2 separate regions of the Homo sapiens genome follow, and region 1 is linked to region 2. A link is an interaction called in ENCODE POLR2A ChIA-PET data of the cell type or tissue named here. Cell type or tissue: CD4-positive, alpha-beta T cell. All regions are shown on one strand. Each heading gives the region's core, and the rest is flanking DNA. Links, peaks and the distances in the headings are about the cores only. Region 1 overlaps DDX10 (DEAD-box helicase 10). Region 2 overlaps ATM (ATM serine/threonine kinase).

Region 1 (5,384 bases), core at 216-5,215, 620 kb after region 2:
TTTGAGATCAGTCATTTTCTAAAGAAGCTCTTTGATAATAAGCAAGCCAAAAGCTTTCTGAGTTTTTCTTTTTTCTCCTTTCCATTTCCTTCCATTGAACTTGTTTCTAGAAATTCCAAGTAATCTCTAGAATGTGTCTCTTGTATAATTGTACATTATGTTTTACCTGTCCTGTTAGTGTGTGTTTTATTTGAAAGTCAGTACTAACCATTGCATAGCCAGAGTAAGTGATATAGAACTGGGATTTGATTCCAGATCTGTCTGACACATTCTTAATGATTCATGAATACTTGTGCCAATCCCATAGTAGTAGTCAGTAAATATTTGTTGAAAAATGAATGTCATATATTAGTTAGCTTTAGGAAATAAAACTGTAATGAATGTGTAGTCTGTTTTATACCTAATTATATGCTGCTAATTTTTCTCCTCTTCCTTGTCTCCAGGAGAAAAGACTGAAAGAAAGGGAAGCCAGAAGAGAAGCCAACAAGAGACAAGCAAAGGTAAGGGTTTATATACATTTATTTTTCCAAGCTCTATTAAGGTAGAATGGACAAAAGCATTTTATATTTTGGCAAGAACAATGCTTATAATGTTAAAATGGAATTTAAATCCTCTTCTTTTCAACATGGATTTTATATATTATTTGTATATCATGATATTCCAATTGGATTCAAGCCCATGTGGCCTTCTATTCACTTTCTTGTATTCCTCTGGTGCAGGACGAAAAATCCCTAAGATAATTTGTTACTGGGCTTGGCCCCATTTACTCCACCACTTTTTTCCATATATTTTGCATCTATTAAATACAAAAGGCAGTTGACTCTGTGGGCCAGGCCTGATAGGATTTTCATCTGTATCATCTTCAGGTAGACAGCCTGTGTGAACCCAACCTCATAACAGGTAACTCTGAAAGCATCAGTTCAGCTCTTAGAATCTAGGAGAAAAGCATTCTGTATCTCCCACTTTTACTATATTCTGTAACAGATACTTTTCAGCAAATACATATGTACAGTTTTCCTCAAGTATGTATGTACAATTATAAACACTGTCCATGTGCAGCCATGATTTTTATCTAATGTGTTTGTCACTGAGAAGTGTTCAGCTTCTGCATTCTGAGAACATTTAGTAGAAATGATTTCCTAGAACTAGGGCCCAATAACATATGTCATTTCTCATGCTGTATCTCATTGTGCTGTTTCTGACTAGCCATGATTTCTTCTTGGCAGTTAGCAAAGCTCCAACTCCCTTGAGGAAGCCTATAATATTCTTCGTCATTTTTTTTCCATGCTGGCCATAGCACTTAAGAGAGCAAGTCAGAGATGATAACTCATGCTATAGTTCTGAAGTGGGAAGCAATTATTTAATACTGAATATAAGCAGAAAAGACTGCTTATATTAAATATAAGCAGTATTAAATATCACTCTGTCTTCAAAGGTGCCCAAAAACGAGAGCTCCAGTGTGTGCAGCCTGACTGCTAAATAAGGTGGAGGCTTCTGCATATGCTTTAACGTGCAGGCGTGAAACACCATGGCAGAACCACCACTAGATCTCAGAGGCTGTAGTGGGAAAGATTTAAATTTAACAAGAAAATCTTAAATCTAATAAAAGCATTTGATATTTATGAATATTGCATGTTCAGCATAAAATAAGCCCATTTTATTTCACTAAGAAGCTCTCATTTCTGCATATATAAATGTAAAATGAAAGATATAATCTAGAGCCAAAGAAAGCCCTGTTACTGTATTTCCTTTGTGTTTATTCATGCATATTTGTATATATATTACTAAATATGGTTTATTTTTTATACTTATTGATGGTGTATGCTCGATTTTTTTTTTTCATAATGGTTTAAGCTGTAAGAAGTTGCTATCACCCTTGAGCTATCCTCCTGGAAACCTCTTCTTTTATTCCCCCATAAATTGGTGTGTATATTTGGTTTTAATACTGTGTCTGCTGGGGAAATGAAAAAATGATAAAGTTGTCACAATCAGGCATTTTCACTGGGGGTTGATCTCTGAAGTGAACTCCTTATGCCAAACTCTTCCTTCCATTTCCCACTCCCCTTCTGTGTTTGTCCTGTGTGTTTGTTTCCTGACATCTAAAAAAGGAGGAAGATTTTTCTTGTCAAGGGAAGGTCTCATTTCTATGTAACCACTAAGCATCGGACTAAGAACAGAAAGAAGAGCTGACATGGCTTTGCAGCTCAGCCAGGAGCTTTAAATAGACAGAGGCTGTGTTTTATTATTGCTCTGAATAGTTTAGCTACCTCCATTTCACAGCCCTTTTCTGAGTGCTCAGAGATGGTAGCCCTTTTGTAAGAGTGATATTACCAGAGGGATCAGTGGCTGGTCTGCAGCCAGGACTCAAACATTCCTCAAGACACTGAGGACTGCCTGCAGTGACAGGTTCAGGCTGACTGACAGAGCCCAAGGAATGAGCTCAAACCAACCTTTTGCACCCAACTTCCTTTCAAATGAAAGTGACAGGGGTTGAAGGCTCTCATGGCTTTTGAGGTACCTTTTGGAAGCAGACCCAGAAGAGATTATTTGGAAACACTTGGTAAAGGGGTGATGGCACAAATTTCTGTGATATGTAAGGAGAAATATTATGTAAATTATCAGGTTTCTCTCAGTGCATGTGCTTTAAATGACAGATGTGACTTAGTTTTTGAGTAAACTTTGTCTTCTCGTTGATCCTCTTATGTAAACCTAATCATTGTGTTACTTAGGATATTGCCTTCTGAATCACTTTAGTCAGATTCCAGGTAGAGCTTCCCTTTGATCCCTGAACCTACAAGCTATCCAGAAGATATTTTAATGGTCAAAGAAGGTGGTACTTGCAGACTTAATTTACCAGGAAATGTAGTCATAGCTGTTTATAGCTATTTTAAGCAATCACTGCATAGAAACTGAAAGTGTAAGAAAGGGAGGACTCACGTAGCTGTCTTTCTACCTTGTTTTGTGTTTCATGCAGCAAACATCATTTTATTATACAAGGAAGGATATAAAGGACACAGTATTTTTTTTTTAATTTTGGGGAAAGTGCTTGAATGAAGTTTCATGGAATTATCTTTATTTCCCAGAAAAGAGAAAACTTAATGATAATGTGAATTTTCAATTTTAGAAATGAATCTTCTCTGGCATATTGAAAGTACTTCTAAGAAAAATTGCTTTAAAGTGTGAGTAGGATAAACTAAAGTTGGAATGGACCTCTCAGGAATCTGATATGACTTTTTGTTAAAAGATAGATCTAAGTTCTGCCTAGTTATATTATGTGCAGAATTGGGAATGGAAGATAAATACGAAGCTGAAACTGTTACGAAGGTTTGCTGGGTACCTAATAGTGGTTTGGGAAATATAGGTCTTTTGGGTATCAAAACTTTCTTTAGCAGAGAAGTACTTGAATTGCACAATAGAATTGTTTTTACTTTAGCTAACAAGATGTCGTATATTCTTATGACCTACAGATTTTAAACTAAGATCTAGAAAAATACTTGTAGCAATGATCAATAGACCACATTGCTTTTTGAGTTCAGGTAGGTTACATAATCCTGGAATACAGCTTTACCTCATTATCTAGCTAAATTTCCTTTTGCTTTGAGGGTCACAAGTGCTAGTAGGAATCCCTGGTCGCTGGAATGATTTTGTATAAATGTAAGGAAAAGGAACAACAGTGCTGAAACTTGAGGAAATAGATCCTCAGCAATATCTCACTACTGTGCTGCTTTTGAAAAGAAAGTGTGATTTTTATTTATTTATTTATTTTTTAAGATGGAGTCTCGCTCTGTCACCGAGGCTGGAGTGCAGTGACGCGATCTTGGCCCACTGCAACCTCCGCCTCCCAGGTTCAAGCGATTCTCCTGCCTCAGCCTCCCGAGTAGCTGGGACTACACGCATGTGCCACCACGCCCAGCTAATTTTTTGTATTTTTAGTAGAGACAGAGTTTCACTGCATTAGCCAGGATGGTCTTGATCTCCTGACCCCGTGATCCACCCTCCTCGGCCTCCCAAAGTGCTGGGATTATGGATGTGAGCCACTGCAACTGGCCAAAAGTATGATTTATTAAACAAAAGTCTGAGGCTGATGAAATTGAACACTGACTATGAAGGAACAAAGAGTAGGAAAGAGCTCAAACACTTAAAATAGTTAAAAGTTGCTTTGACTATATTAAAAATGATGATTATAGTTCGTATTTTTAAGGTGTGGGGAAAATATGTCATACATTTTGAGGTTGAAGTTTTATAGATGTACATTTTCACTTGTTTTTATTTTTTGGTTTGTACTGTGTTTTTATTTATACTTAACAAATAGTGGTTTTAGGTAATAGTTTCTTGAATACCTAAGGTAATCTCTGTACAACAGAAAAGTAGTGTTGAAGTTAGAGCTCTCAGAATAGGAGGTCTGAAGAAGTAGTAGTTAATTAATTTTAAAACTCTAGGCCGGGCATGGTGGCTCATGCGTGTAATCCCAGCACTTTGGGAGGCCGAGATGGGTGGATCACCTGCGGTGAGGGGTTCAAGACCAGCCTGGCCAACATGGCAAAACCCTGTCTCTACTAAAAATACAGAAATTAGCCAGGCATGGTGGTACCCGTCTATAATCCCAGCATACTCGGGAGGGTGAGGCAGAAGAATCACTTTAACCTGGGAGGTGGAGGCTGCAGTGAGCCGAGATTACGCCACTGCAGTCCAGCCTGGGTGACAGAGCGAGACTCTGTCTCAAACAAAACAAACAAACAAAAAAAACCACCAAAAAAAACAAAAAACAAAAAACAAAACAAAAAAAAAACCTTAAAAAACTAATGGACTTGAGAGATGCCCTGGACTGACTTTTTAATCTACTGGTCTTCAATGACTTTTTCTCTGACTCAACAGTAGTTTCATAAAGCAAAGCTAACTTTATTCATTTGATATTTTGTTCTTCCTACTTTTTTGGTGCTAAAATATCCTTTCATTTATGAAATAATACTGATAATTTTTTAAAAAGTCTTATTATTTGACAAAGTAAAAACCCATTTCACCACTTTAAAATCTTTTTTGAGCTTTTTCTGATCCATGAAATTGAAGAGCGAGTGTGGCAGCCACTGATCTACTCCAATGGTTTTCAGTATTATATTGAGTGACCTATGGACTCTCCTCTCCACCCCCCACCACCCCCGCGTGAGAATATTATTTGGGCAAGGCTCTAGGGTTCCATTTAGTCCTCATCCAGACCAGCTCAACTTTATTTTCCTCTTTACATTTTGAACTTCCAGGGAATATTTTATTTGAAATATTGTTTTCCTTAAATGTATACATACATAGCTACATAGCTAATACTTTTAAAGTACCCAAATAAGTTAGGGCTGAAAGCAAGTGAATGACTTGCCTAATGTCATAGCTTC
Region 2 (5,384 bases), core at 124-5,123:
CTATGAAAAAAAAGTCAACATTTCTTGAAATACTTCTCATATTTGGTAGAGGAGGGAGATATATTGGGATAAAGGACATAGGAAGATAGGATTTTATTATAATATTAATTTCTGTAGTTATTCAACACAAATTAATTTTTATTGAGCATTTGCTATTAGGGCAGTCACTGGGCTTTTACGTCAGAATATAGAGATTAATTCCTTTCCTTAAGGATCTAATCATACAATGGATGTTTTAGATTAGAAAAATGTTACAAGGACTATAAGAGAAATGCACAGGGTACTAGAAAAAAGGATCACATGGTTGTGCATTTCATAACTGGACAATGCCTAAAATTATGAAGTGAGCCATAAGTGAAGATGATTTTGCAGTTATATCAGTGTATATTTGTTTACCATAGCCTGTGAATATAACTAGTTTCATCATAGGAAAACCCTAATCCAGAATATATTCATATTTACATGAGTTGTGTTCTGCTCATAGTTATGGCAATAAATATATTCAATTTTAAGATTGTCAGTATGGAAAAATGGCATTTCTGCTGTGACGTAAATATAATTTACTGAAAATGATAATTAAATTATTTTTAAATGTAATTTTGTTACCTTCAAGAATATGTGTGTAGTCATGCCAAGTTTTCAGAATCTCTAGTAAGTAAATAACATGCTGTTAAAAATGACACAGGTACAGGGGTCAAGCACAGTGGCTCATACCTATAGTCTCAGCACTTTGGGAGGCCAAGACAGGAGAATCCCTTGAGCTCAGGAGTTCAAGACCAGCCTGGGGAACATTGTGAGAGATTCTGTCTCTATGAAAAATTTAAAAAATTAGCTGGGCATGGTGGCACAACATCTATAGTCCCAGTTGCTCAGGAGGCTAAGGTGGGAGGATCCCTTGAGCCTGAGAGGTTGAGGCTGCTGTTGGGTGTGATCATGCCACTGCACACCAGCCTGGGTGATAGAGCGAGACCCTGTCTTAAAAAAAAAAATTACAACCTGAGGTGTTTGTATGCCATAAATGCTATTATAGGACTTAGAACTAATTTTGCTTTCCAAGGTAAATATTCTCCTTGTAATCTTATGTTATTCTAATAAATTCATTCTTCATAAAGAGTGCCAAAAAACTTGGGATCATTTTTGGTCTAACACCAGAAATTGTGAATTATTAAGGTTATAATTGTTTAAGAATGATTGCTTTTCGAGATGAGCAGATCACTTGAGGTCAGGAGTTCAAGACCAGCCTGGTCAACATGGTGAAACCCTGTCTCTACTAAAAGTAGAAAAATTAGCAGGGTGTGGTGGTGCACGCCTCTAGTCTCAGCTACTTGGAGGCTGAGGTGGGAGAATTACTTGAACCCAGGAGGTGGAGGCTGCAGTGTGCTGAGTTTGTGCCACTGCACTCCAGCCTGGGTGACAGACCAAGATTCCATCTCAAAAAAAAAAAAAAAAGAATGATTGTTTTTGCTATATATTCCTATAAAAGAGGCGTTGGCAAACTTACTGTGTAAAGAGGCCAGATAGTAAATGTTCTTGACTTTATAGGCCATGTGGTCACCTCTGTCTTAATTACAAAAGCAGCCATAAACAATAAGTAAATGAATGGTTGTGACTATGTTCCAATAAAATGTTATTTGCAAAGAAAAAAAAAATGAATTTTGCTTGGGGCCATAATTTGCCAATTTCTTCTCTACAAAAGAAGTTTAGTTAATAGTAATTTCCCAAATGGAATTATTTAAATAGTTGCCATTCCAAGTGTCTTATTTTTGTTCAAATTTATGTTTTTCTTTATTTGTTTATTTTGAAATAGGAGCACCTAGGCTAAAATGTCAAGAACTCTTAAATTATATCATGGATACAGTGAAAGATTCATCTAATGGTGCTATTTACGGAGCTGATTGTAGCAACATACTACTCAAAGACATTCTTTCTGTGAGAAAATACTGGTGTGAAATATCTCAGCAACAGTGGTTAGGTATGTTTTGAAGGTTGTTGTTTGTGAATTTTTCCTCATGAAATGAAACTTCACCAAAGAAAGCACTCTGTCTGTATCTGTCTATATCCCCCAAGTGACCTGACAGTTTAACAGTACTTTAGTAAAATTATATGGTTATCGAACTGACCCTTAATTTTTATTTATTATGTAGCTTTTGAATAAAGTCATGAATAATATATCAGGTGCCTGATATCAGAGCCGGAATTACAGTTGAAAAATACCATCTCCATCGTCAAGGAGTTGACAGTGGCAGAAGAAAACCCAAGTAAACCAGAGTTCATAATGTGCTGTGATACAGACATATTTGGGTTCAGTAGGTATACAAAACAATGACACCTAAACTCAACCATGATTTAAGTAGAAAGGGAGAAAACCAAGAGAGGGAAGTACCATAAAAGTGAAAGCAGGCAGGGTGCAGTGGCTCACGCCTGTAATCCTAGCACTTTGGGAGGCCAAGGCCGGTGGATTGCTTGAGCTCAGGAGTTCAAGACCAGCCTGGGCAACATGGTGAAACTCTGTCTTTAAAAAAATAGCGGAGGTAATGGCTCTTGCTTGTAGTCCCAGTTACTTGGGAGGCTGAGGCAGGAGGATCACCTGAGCCCTGGAGGTTAAGGCTGCAGTGAGCTGTGATCACACTGCACTCCGGCCTCCATGACAGAGTGAGACCCTGTTTCCATTTAAAAAAAAAAAAAAAAGTGAAAGCAAGAGAGTTGAAAGTTCAAAGGGGCGTGGCCAACATTTTAAGTGTTGTAGAAAGGATAAGACACAAAAGTATCCATTGGATGAGGCAGTTAGCACGCTACTTCTAAGGTAATGGAAATCAAATATATTAGAATAGAATGCATTAGAAGACAATGTACAGAACCCAGTGATTCATTAGATGTGTAGAGTGTGTGCTAGGGAGGAATCTGGTGTTGTTTCCTGTTTATAGCTGGGAGGTACTGAGAGACCACAAAGGAAGGAAGTTATGGTCAGAGATTGAAATACTTCAGTTTGTTGGTTTCAAAGATGGAGCATTTCTGGGTTTGAGAATAAGTGAAAGTAGGATTTGACATTAACAAGATGATTTTAAGTCAGGTGTCAAAGTCTTCTAATACACGAACTCTAAAAGTTTAGAAGCTTTTTTTTTTCATGGAAAGTATTTAAGCTAAATTTTGCTAGCTAAATTAAAAGACATTTGTCCATATTCTTTATTGCCATTTTATTATTTCAAAATGAGATACATGTGAACCACAAAACTACTACCTAATCAGTACCCTCACTCCTGCATTACACTCTACTGTTCCCCTGAGAATAAATGCCTTCTCAGCTAATTTCTTAGGAGTCATTTGTAGCCTTTACGTTACTCTGAACACAAGATAGGCTGTGTCTGTAACAGGGCCCTCAACAAGCCTAGAGACAGCCTTTGGGAATAGGCTGGTGATATCTAGGTTACCTAACCAGATCTTTCCCCAGTATGGCTGGTCATATTTAGGTCATTTTACATTATCACTTACAACCATGGCTGTCACTGAAACAAAGGCAGTCTTTCCCCTAGTCTGCTTACTATATTCTGTCATCTAGTTTGTTCTCTGAAACCCCCTTTTTATTTTTAAACTAACTACTCTTACTTCTTTTTTTTTCTTTTTTCTTTTTATTTAAGCTAACCTTTGCCACTTCTTCCCGGATGTTACTTCTTATAATTAGCTTTTTTGTCAAAGTATTTTTTTACTTAGCTTCCTTTTAAAACTTGCTTAGATGAGGACTCTGTGGAAGAAGCGAAGTCTGTGCTCAAAATATATATTTGGTACAGGTGGTGACTGAAGCCATGACTATGGATGAGATTTGTATATAGAGTTTAGTGTGAGATGAGAAGAATGGCCTAAGATTGAGTCAGCATTTGCATATAAATTTTGGAATCAGCTTACTGATTTCTACAAAAGATCTTGCTGGGATTTTGATACTAATTGCATTGAATCTGTTGCACAATTTGAGAAGAATAGAAATCTTAACAATGTGGAGTTTTCCAATCCATGAACACTGTATATCTCTCCATTTACTTAGGTTTTTTTTTTTTTTTTTTTTTTTTTGCTTCTTTGTTTGTTTTTTTGAGACAGAGTCTCCCTCTGTTGCCCAGGCTGGAGTGCAGTGGCACGATCTCACCTCACTGCAACCTCCACCTCCTAGGTTCAAGCGATTCTCCTGCCTCAGCCTCCTGAGTAGCTGGGATTACAGGCATGTGCCACCACACCCAGCTAATTTTTGTATTTTTAGTAGAGACAGGGTTTCCTCATGTTGGCCAGGCTGGTCTCGAATTCCTGACCTCAGGTGATCCACCTGCCTCAGCCTCCCAAAGTGCTGGGTTTATAGACTTGAGCCACCGCGTCTGGCCACTTGTCTTTTTTGATTTCTTTCATTAGTGTTTTATAATTGTCAGCATATAGATTTTTTGTTGTAAATTGACAATTTTTTTTCTTTAATTTTATATATTAAAAAAAATAGAGACAGGATCTCACTGTGTTGCCTAGGCTGGTCTCAAACTCCTGGGCTCAAGTGATACCCTTCCCTTGACCTCCCAAAGTGTTGGGATTATAGGCATGAGCCAACATGCCCAGCTGCAAATTGACATTTATTTATAATTGTATAAACATAAAGATTTTGTATATGTTTTGTTAGATTTATACTGCAGTAGTTTGTAATTGCATTGTTTTTAACATTTTGATTTTCAAATTGTTCAATGCACAAAAATTATACAGAAGTCCAGTTAATTTTTGTATAGTGACCTTGTATTTTGGGACCTTGCTAAAATCACTTACTAAATCTAGTAGCTTTCTTTGAATGTTCTTTTGGATTTTCTTTGTAGACAAACATGTCTTCTGTAAGCAGTAATTTTTTTTTCTTTCTTTCTGAGCCATGTGGCTTTTATTTTATTTTTGTGCTTTATTACATTGGCTAGGACCTCCAGTGTGATTTATTGTGGTAAAATATATATAACATTTATAATTTTAACTTTTTTAAGTGTACAGTTGTGTAGTATTAAGTGCATTCATATTGTTGTGTAATCATCTCCACCATCCATCTCCAGAACTTTTTTTTCTATACTCAGTAAACAATGATTTACCATTTTCCCCTCCCCTATCCCCTGGCAGCTACCATTCTACTTTCTCTCTCTATGAATTTGGCTATTTGGGGTACTTCATTTTTATGGATTGAATGTTGTGTCCCACCAATTATGTTGAAATCTAACTCCCAAAGGGATGGTATTTGGAGGTGTGGGATTTAGGAGGTAATTAGGTCCTGTGGGTCCAGCCTTCATGGATGGGATTAATGCCCTTATGAAAAGAGGCCAGAGAGCTAACTTGCTGTCTTTCTGCCATGTGAAGATACAGTTCAAAGTCAGTAGTCTGCAGCC

Evidence for each region. ChIA-PET counts read pairs that join two places held together with the same protein. Peaks named below come from ENCODE experiments on the same cell type or tissue, not always from the same donor. Only the 100,000 strongest peaks of a DNase experiment are listed, where the experiment ranks them.
Region 1: POLR2A ChIA-PET joins it to region 2 with 5 read pairs; 2 of 35 experiments call an interaction of 5 or more read pairs at or near these places.

Annotation. Positions count from the first base shown.
Region 1 is chr11:108,851,710-108,857,093 of GRCh38, forward strand. DDX10 (DEAD-box helicase 10) reads left to right here. Exons shown (of 18, transcript NM_004398.4): 16 at 444-500. Among named protein-coding and RNA genes, the nearest start is that of DDX10, 190 kb to the left of the region's middle. In CD4-positive, alpha-beta T cell, for the core only: no CTCF peak of the experiment used is centred there; no DNase peak of the experiment used is centred there; H3K4me3 peaks cover 1,027 bases; H3K27ac peaks cover 1,395 bases.
Region 2 is chr11:108,233,863-108,239,246 of GRCh38, forward strand. ATM (ATM serine/threonine kinase) reads left to right here. Exons shown (of 63, transcript NM_000051.4): 5 at 1,808-1,972. Among named protein-coding and RNA genes, the nearest start is that of ATM, 13 kb to the left of the region's middle. RefSeq lists silencers at 2,787-2,987, 3,307-3,507. In CD4-positive, alpha-beta T cell, for the core only: no CTCF peak of the experiment used is centred there; DNase peaks (open chromatin) are centred at 2,389, 2,929 and 3,459; H3K4me3 peaks cover 706 bases; H3K27ac peaks cover 4,609 bases.